Linked DNA regions of Mus musculus: region 1 is linked to region 2. Evidence: chromatin contacts called from ENCODE POLR2A ChIA-PET data. All regions are on one chromosome and are shown on one strand. The core of a region is the stretch at or near the end of the contact, and the rest is flanking DNA. Distances in the headings are between cores, read along the strand shown.

Evidence for each region. ChIA-PET counts read pairs that join two places held with the same protein, here RNA polymerase II (POLR2A).
Region 1: POLR2A ChIA-PET joins it to region 2 with 14 read pairs in Patski. The contact joins the promoter of Nbeal2 here to the promoter of Setd2 in region 2. POLR2A ChIA-PET finds 5 or more read pairs at or near these places in 2 of 5 experiments (Patski and embryonic stem cell).

What each region holds. Positions count from the first base shown.
Region 1 is chr9:110,651,602-110,655,702 of GRCm38, forward strand. Nbeal2 (neurobeachin-like 2) reads right to left here and starts at 2,560. Exons shown (of 54, transcript NM_183276.2): 1 at 2,296-2,560. The coding sequence starts at 2,346. It also overlaps a transcript of Ccdc12 not described here.
Region 2 is chr9:110,530,834-110,535,292 of GRCm38, forward strand. It overlaps Setd2 (SET domain containing 2), which reads left to right and starts at 1,764. Exons shown (of 21, transcript NM_001081340.2): 1 at 1,764-1,919. The coding sequence starts at 1,846.

The DNA of each region.
Region 1 (4,101 bases), core at 1,310-3,809, 120 kb after region 2:
TGGCCTCCAGCCCTCAAAATCCCAACTCTGCCTGCTGTGGGATAACTTCCTTGATTGGTCACTACCCTGGTCATCTTCTCATCCAGTCATTCAGCTAACACCCAGGGAAGGGAACACTTACTAAATGCTAAGTTCTGGGAAGCAAGGGCAGTGAAGGTTAAAAACGCTCCAAGAGGAACAACAGGTGGTGTTCCAGGTAGAGGGCCACCTGAGGCTTCCTGACCACAAGACCAAGGCTTGGGTGGCTAAAGGAACTCTCCTGGTGACTTTGCCTTGGTTTCCCCAAGAGGACCCTGAGGCACACCAACTGATTTATCTTCAGGGACACTCTGATACTGTCCCCTCCCTCTCACTCCTCTCAGAGCCCACCAAGAGGGCAGGACTCATGTGAGGAGGGAAGGCAGATCTAAATCTAGGGTCTTTTGGGGGAAAGAAGGGCAGGAACTAGGGTGCTTCCCCCTCTGTCCTCACCCAGACCCACAACTGGGGAAACAGGTTTGCCAGCAGATGGTAGCTTCTGCCGCTGAAGGGAGGGGCCACCTGCGCTGCTGGCTGGTTGGCTGTGGACTGACAAAAAAGGGTCTCTTTTTTCTTTTTGAGACAAGTCTCAAAAGACTGTTGCCCAGATTGGCCTCAGACATTTGGCAATCCTCCTGCCTCAACCTCTCTCATGCTGGCATTACAGGCATGTGCCATCATGCTGGGGCGAAGGGTCTCGCAACACCTGTCAGATCCGCCCTTGCCTTACACACCCCGTGACACACACGGCGGGTCCCTAGCAGCACTATCTTTCCTTGGGAACCCAGCACCGAGAAGTGGGACGGTGTTTTTGGAGCAGGCAGGAAGGCTGCACTGGGTGGCTGCCTGGCTTCCTCTCCCCAGGCAGCCCGGCCCCACCCGACTCCTGAGTTTGCTCTCACATCCTGGATTTATTTGTTGGCTTGGTCCCAGGCTGCCCCCTGCCTGTCTAGGCTTCCACTTCTACAACCAGCCAGCTTGAGCTCCATACCTAAGCCTTCTGGGAGGCGGTGGGAGCACAGCAGACAGAAGTGGCCAACAGCTCAAAACCAAACAGCCCAGCCACTATGAAAGGGTACAGTCCCAGGAAGCTGGACCAGAACATCTCCAGCAGCCTACCACCCAGCCTGAAAACCCAGCGGTGACATCTCTGCAGATTCATCACCTGGTTTAAGTTCTCTTCACATGGTGATCTCCCTTGAAGATGGAGATACAGGGGCTGAATGGAGGAGAGGCAGGCTTTTCTGACCTACACCAGCCATAGTGGCTCCCTCTCTACAAAGTCCAGGTGGCCTGAGGGTAAAACTGCGTTGATTCTACAGCCGGGAAGTAAAGGCTTAAAGGTGCAATGAGCTCGGACTTGGTTACCCTAAGTGGGACTCTACTACATGCCACCGGCCCAAGAAGACCAAAGAAGCTGTGGCCCTTCAGACTTAGACAAACCATCAGGCAGCCTCTTCAGAGGGCCAGGGTAGAGCATGAACTCTCCCCATATCCCTGCTCTCCCAGTGACAAGCTGTTCATGGACACACAATGGACCATTGTGTCCAGGGCACACCTGAGCTAGGCACCTAGTGCCAAGCAGGTGCAAGGAGGGAGGCATAACCCCGGGATCACTCCCTGCTTCCAGTGCAAAAGGGAAAGTGAGGCTTCTAGAGTTTGAGTCAGAGGCATCACAGCCCCTTCGCTCCCCTTCTGATACCAGCGGAGTCAGCCTGAAACGAGGGTCCCTTTCAGCCATCCCTCCTGACCTCACCATCCTCCCTGGCCCATTGCAGAATGGAGGTAGGCTAAAGTTGCTTCAAGTACAGTAAGAGCTCATCACTAAGAACTCTGAAGGAGTCTGAAGTGACGAACGTCTGATGTACTTGTCAGAAGCGGCACCTGCCGGATCCCCCAGCCTACATGACATTCTAGCCACCATGACCACCTATCGCGAATGCGCCTCTCAGGCGAAGCAACCAACCAGCAAACTGAGTCCCTCTCTTTCCAGGTCTCAGTTTACCCAGTTGTGAAAAGGGTGAGAACTGACTGGCCAGGGCAACTGAGGCTGCGCGGTCTCGCTGAGGACTTGCAATACAGCGCTCACCGGCGAACACTGTCCCCTGGCACAAATGCCCGAGGTAGCCCGGCAGCCAGGGGCACGCACGTGTGCGCGGAGCTGAAGTCCCGCGTGCGCGCGCCGATCTGCGGCCCCGGGGGAGCCGGACGCAGGTGCAGCAGACACTGCGTGCGCGGATCTGGGGACCCCGCGGACCAGGGGCGAGACGGGCTCACCTGCGCGTAGTAGAGCAGCCACAACTCGTAGAGCCGCTCCGAGGCGGCCATGGCCTGACCGGGCTCTGGCCCTGCTGCGCGCCACCTGTCGCCGCCTCCTCCGCGCCGCCCGCCGGTTGCCCCGGGCCAGGCCCATGGGCGGGAGGGCGTCACTCCGGGGCGGAGCGGCGCTACACTGCTGGGGGAAGTCCGCGGCTCCTGACCCTGTCGCACTTAGCCACCAAAGTCTACACGCCCCTCCTCCTCCTCCCGGCCGGCCACCGCCTGGCTTCCTACACTTGGTTGTCTGTGGCAGCGGCCACCGCCCCGCCTCTCCTAGGACTGTCCAAAGGGCGGGGAAGTCAGGCTGGAGGAGGAGCCTGGGGTCAGGGCGGCCCGGGAGGTCGCATGGAGCTCCGCCTCTCGCAGGCGGAGTCCATTCAGAGCCACTGGCAGGATTATTTCCATCCTCCCCAGTGAGGGGCCCGTAAAGGCTTTAACCCGAGTACAGAACCTATCGGGCTTGGAATTATCGCTGTTCAATGAAAGGACTGTGGTTCGCGTGGAGATGACTAGGGTCCTTCAACAATACTAATAATAACCTCGCCCATGACGAACACTTGTGGCACTAACTACGTGCAAGGTTCTGTTTTAAGAGCTTTATGGAAGACAAGTGCTACCTTTTAGTTTCGCCTAGTGTTGAGCTGGATGGAAGGAATCATCAGTCGACTGCAGGACAAACCTACCTGCAGAGGAGCGGCGTCCTTACCAAGTTTAGGATACATACAGTAGCCCACTCCCTCTAGGAATCCTGCCCAGGTGCTCCATTGCTGGGAGCCCCTCCTCCCAGGGCCCGGCACTTGTCAGTCATTTTTTGTTCCTTTGGCCTGAAGGAGGTGGGTGCCTCATGCCGGCTTTAATGAATGAAGAAACTGAGGCTCAGACAAGCCAAATGAGAATTGCAGGGACAGCAGGAACAAGGGATCTAGGCCTGGCTGAGTCATTTCTGGGCCACTGTCACCAACACCCTGTCTGTCCTTTCCTTGTGACTGGACTGTGAAGTGAGGGAGCCCCTGGTGTTGGGTGGGAACCAGCTTCTTTGTTAGGGGTAGGGGAAAGTTTGCTAGGTCCAGATGGCTCCTATTGGTCCTAGGGATCGATCAGTATGAAGCGCCCTATGCATCTTAGTATGAGCTTACCTTTCCTGAGCACAGATACCCTCTATGCCAGGGGCTGGCAGCCACCCCGTCTCCTACTGTAAGGGAAGGTCCCAGACAGAACCAGGTTAACCCAGGATAACACCGAGCTTAGGAAACGGTGACATTTGAAGGGAGCTGTTAGGGAAGATCATTCTCCTTTGGGCCAGCTTTATAACAGAAGCCCCAGACAGGGAGCCACGTTGCTCATGGGCTTGCCATCTCCTGGAAGAGGAGGAGGAGAAGAAAAGAAGCAAACGCATCTGTGACCATCTGCCGCAGTCAAACTCCTTCTTCTCCTTTTGTTTTGTGAGACAAGATTTCTCCATGTAGTCCTGACTATCCTGGAATTCGCTTTGGAAACCAGGCTGGACTCCAACTCAGAAATCCATCCACCTGCCTCTGCCTCTCAAGTGCCGGGATTAAAGTCGTGCGCCACCACGCCCGGCTCCGTCAACCTCTTTTTATACTGGGAGGAGAGAGTAATTCAGTGGCACTTATTCGGCCCTGGTTGCTGTTTGCTCTTTTTTTTGTTGTTGTTTGTTTGTTTTTCGAGACAGGGTTTCCCTGTATAGCCCTGGCTATCCTGGAACTCACTTTGTAGACCAGGCTGGCCTCGAACTCAGAAATC
Region 2 (4,459 bases), core at 514-3,013:
CTCCTTTTATCCTCACAGCAGTGAGAGAATCTGTTCACAACAAAACTTTCATCTTCAGCAGGTTGTGGTGTCTGGCACCTGTAATCCAGGCATCAGGGAAGCTGGGGTAAGGATTTTGAGTTTGAGGTCAGTATAGCACATAGCAAGTTTCAGCCACAAAGGAAAGCTCACCAATGAATGCAAAACAAAATGGTCGTGGGAGACTGAAACCTAGAGCGGGTTTTGTTTTGTTTTTGGTGGACCTTGAACTTCCATGATATGAGTAAAAGTTACCAGGAAAAAAAAAATCCAGATTAACCTCTAAACAAAATGATAAAAAAATTCTGCTAGCCTACATACAAGTGAAAAAAAATGTAAATGCATGGTAGATGGCTCAGTGAGTAAAGGCACTTTCTGCCTAGCCTTATGATGTAAGTTACAGGACCCACATGGGAGACAAAAATGGACTCACTGTTATCCTCTGATCTCCACGTGCGCATGTGTGTGGCTCAACACATACCATTCCTATAAAAACAATTTTAAAAATACATTTTAGGCTGGGCAGTGGTGGCACACGCCTTTAACCCCAGCACATGGGAGGCAGAGGCAGATGGATTTGAGTTCTAGGCCACAGGAAAAACCCTGTCTTGAAAAACAAAACAAAAAACCTAGAATCCCAGCACCCAAGAGGTTGTAGGCAGGATGAAGCATTCAAGTGTTCAGGGTAAGTCTTAACTACAGAAGATGTTTGTCTAAACAATACGGCCAAGTTAGCTAGTGAAGGATTCTGTTAGATCACATTTCAATTTATTGGTGATTCCAATTAAAAAATTAGTGGCTAATCAAAGAAAATTCCACAAAAGATCTCAACTATCTAATCTGCCACTTTCATGATAAGCAACTGCTATAAATTCAGCGAGGTGTAAATTAGCTAATAGTTTCACGAAATCCTGCTAATCCAGAAATAAAAAGTTTCTAGTTTAATCTAACTTTTTTTTTTTTTTTTAGTAAGACTAATTAATAACCTTTTCCTCAGGACCACCCCCCCCCCCCAGGTCTAACAAACATAGCCTCTCTGACTTTTAGGGCGAGGGCAGAATACCGCGGTGAGGTGGTTTCGGTGGGAACACGGTGGTGGGGGCTGCGGGAGGCTGGCGGGCGGAGGGCGTGTCCGAGAAGCCCAGGCTGAGAAGCAGCCCCTGCTTAGCTTGGTTTTCGGTGCGCGGCCGAGAGCCAGTTGAAGGGGCGAGAGAGACCGAATAAAGGAGCAAGCGGGCGAGGGCGGCAGCTGCGCTACCTCAGTGCCCGGAGGCCAGGCTCTCCCAGGGCTTCGAAGGATGAAGGCGGGTGTCCTGACGGCCTTGGGCTGTTCCCGGGACGGACGCTGTCCAGGGAGGGGCAGCGGTGGCTCCCCTCCAGCTCCGGGACCCGCCTCCAACACTCGGCCCCGGGACTTATTGTTCCGGGAGGCCGCAGGCTAGGCCTGGCCTGGCCGGCGGGTTGTACCCCGCCCCTGCCAGGGTCGGTGGTGCTGGCGCGCCGACTGGCGGCCGGTGGGCTGCCCTGTGCGTGTCTCTTTAAGGGGCTGGGCCTGCAAGGCTGCAGGGCGGGCGGGGTGCGCGTCGCTTCGGGAGTGAGTGTGTGAGGGTGAGAGCGGCGGGCGGGCGGTTGCTGGAGGGAGGGAGGGAGGGAGGGAGCGAGCGAGAGAGCGAGAGAGCGGGCGGGCGGGCCAGCCAGCCAGCCAGCGACGCCGGCCGCCCCTGCCGCCGCCGCGATCGGACCAGCGGCCGCCTCCCCTCCGGTCCCCTCCCCCGCATCGGCCTGCCGCGGGGAGGGGGCTAGCGTCGCCGCCTCCAGCCGCTCCTCATGAAGCCGCTGCCGTCGCAGCAGCCGCCACCGAAGATGGGGGATTTCTACGATCCCGAGCACCCGACCCCTGAGTAAGTCTCTGCTCCGCGGTCTCCCGCTGTCGTTGGTCGCTCCAGCCCGAGGGCGGCGCGTCCTGACCGGTGGCGGCGCGCGGAGTAACGGGCCCCGGGCGGCTTCTCGCGGTCGTGGTGGAGGGCAGGCCGGGCGGAGCTCCTGGAGGCCGCCTCGCTTGGCCTCGGCTGGCCCGGCGGTTGGGCCTGGCGCGGAGAAGGCTGCTCGCGTCGCCGCGGCGGTTGGGGCGGGCGGCCCGGTGGGGGAGGGGCGGCCACGGCCTCCTCTGCCGTTGCCGCGTCCTCGGTCGGCCTGCTTAGGTTCGGCGTTCCGCGCAGCTCCTCCAGGACACTCGGTGGCGTCCCGGGCTTCTGTTGCAAACCACGGTGCATAGTCCGAGGCGCCGCAAAGGCCGACGCCGGCGTCAGGGCGCCGGCTCGTGTAGGCCGAGAATCCTCGGGCTCGGGTGGAAGCTCGGCCCATCGCCCGGCCTATCGGTGACGGCAACTCGGACCGGAAGGGCCTACCGCGCGTCTCCCCGCTTCGATCCGCGGAGGAGACCCGCGTTGCATTCCCGGTTTTGATATTATTTTTGTTTTTTGTTTTCCCTCCTCCTTGGACACTCAATTCTGGCCCAGTAGAGCGATGAGCTTCATATTCTGCACCTTTGGCGCTTGGGTTTTGTAATGGTGGCAAGGTTTGTCTGGTCCCGTTGTTGAGGTGACAGCAGTTTTGTTTTTTAACCTGAAAGTGAAAACCTGGCAAACATTTCTTGATTATGATGCTTGAACACTTTGGCGTCCTATTTCTTAGGTAATAGAATCTAGAATCTTATCTACAAGGATGGCTTTACTGCGTGTGAAGATTTAGTTAAGAGACCCTTTGTATAGTCTTCTCTAAAGAAGATAGTGTACTTGTAAAGCGAAATACAGTTTTGTCGTATAGTTTCTTTTCAGTACACCTAGGGCATTTTTATATTTCTGTTGGGTGTCAGATGGTGGTGTACACCTGAGATACCAACTGAATTAGGATTGCAGGCAGGCTTCCTCAAAACAACAACATAAGTAAAAAAGCAAGCTTCCACTTCAGAGTCAGGAGTCCGTGCGAAGCTTCCCTAAGCCCTCACAAGATCATTTTGTTGTTTTTAGATAAATGGTTTCACCTTGTTGCCTAGGCTGCTCTTGAATTTACTGTGGCTGGCCTCGAACCTGGGATCCTTCCTCTTCAGCTTCTTCAGTGCTGGGATTGCAGGTGCTGACAACTAAGAAAAACCATTGTTTTACCTCAATTTGCTTGTATTGATGTCTGCACATAGCAACAAAATTCATTCCCAAGTTAAGGTTTGAAGGGATGTCTAGTGAAAAACAAAACTTTTCACTAAATTACCACATTACACATTTTTGGGGGAACCTTTGCCAAAGTTTTTCACCTTGGCTCAGAAACATTTGGATCTTACTTAATAGTTCTTTAGTGTTGTAACACAAAAGTTATTTTGTTGGAGTGTTATCTCCACACACAAAGCAAAATCCTCATGTTGCCTTAAAATAAAATTTCATTGGGAAAATTTTGACAATCCTGTTTTTGACCCAAGAACAGCCTGAGTAGTTTTATACTTGTTTTCTAAGTTTACAGAAGCCCTTTAGTGGCCCATCTTAGTTTGTCTTTACTTGACAGATAATCTTGGTACCCAGACCACCTCTGCGAAGGCTTGATGTGCTCTTACAGCAAAGCTCATCTCTTACTTGTAGTAGGAAACCAGCATGGCTTTGTCTTCTCCTGGGTTTTTGGCTTTGGAATAACACTTAAAGGTTTTTGCTTTGAGACTTGAAAAACCTCAAAAGGAATTTGTATCATTCAATTAATGTAGGTTGCGTGCTTATCATGTACAAAGTCATGTGCTAGCCCCCCAGGAAGGGCAAAGAGCCATGCAGTGACTTTCCAGGTTGCACAGTGAAGCTTCAAAGCTCTAAGGATTACATCCTTTTTTTATTGGAGGAAAACATTTTTCATAATATGTGACAACGTGGAGAAGTCTGCCTTTACTGTGCACAGGAGGGGATGCTCAGTGTCTCTCCTGGTCTCGTACTTTACTGCTCTCTTGGCTTTAGAGTGTCAAGTAAGCTCTGATACTGTTTATTAACTTGTATAGGTCATAGAATGTTTTCTTAATACTGGCCTGACGGTGTTGGCAGGCATCTTGAACAACAGTATTACCTGTTTTACATGGAAAGAAAATGAGGCCTGGCCAGGAAAGAAGAGTGAAGCATTAGCAGACCCTGTGAGCTCTTAAACAGGAGTTTAACCTTGAGCGAATGGCTTTGTCTTTACATTTGGGTTTTCTCACTTTGCAAGTAGTTATCCCAATGCTAGCAACTTTCTGGGGCTTTGGAGAAAATTGAATGAGATAATACCTGAACCCTTCGCTCTTGGCACAGTGTGTGTGCAAGTAAGTACCTTTAGCTGGAGTTATTAGGGAAATTTGAGAGGTGTGACTGTGGGGGAAAACTGGTTGTGAAGTGGCCGTCCTTCCCTTTCAGACTTGGGTTAGTTTCAAATGGTT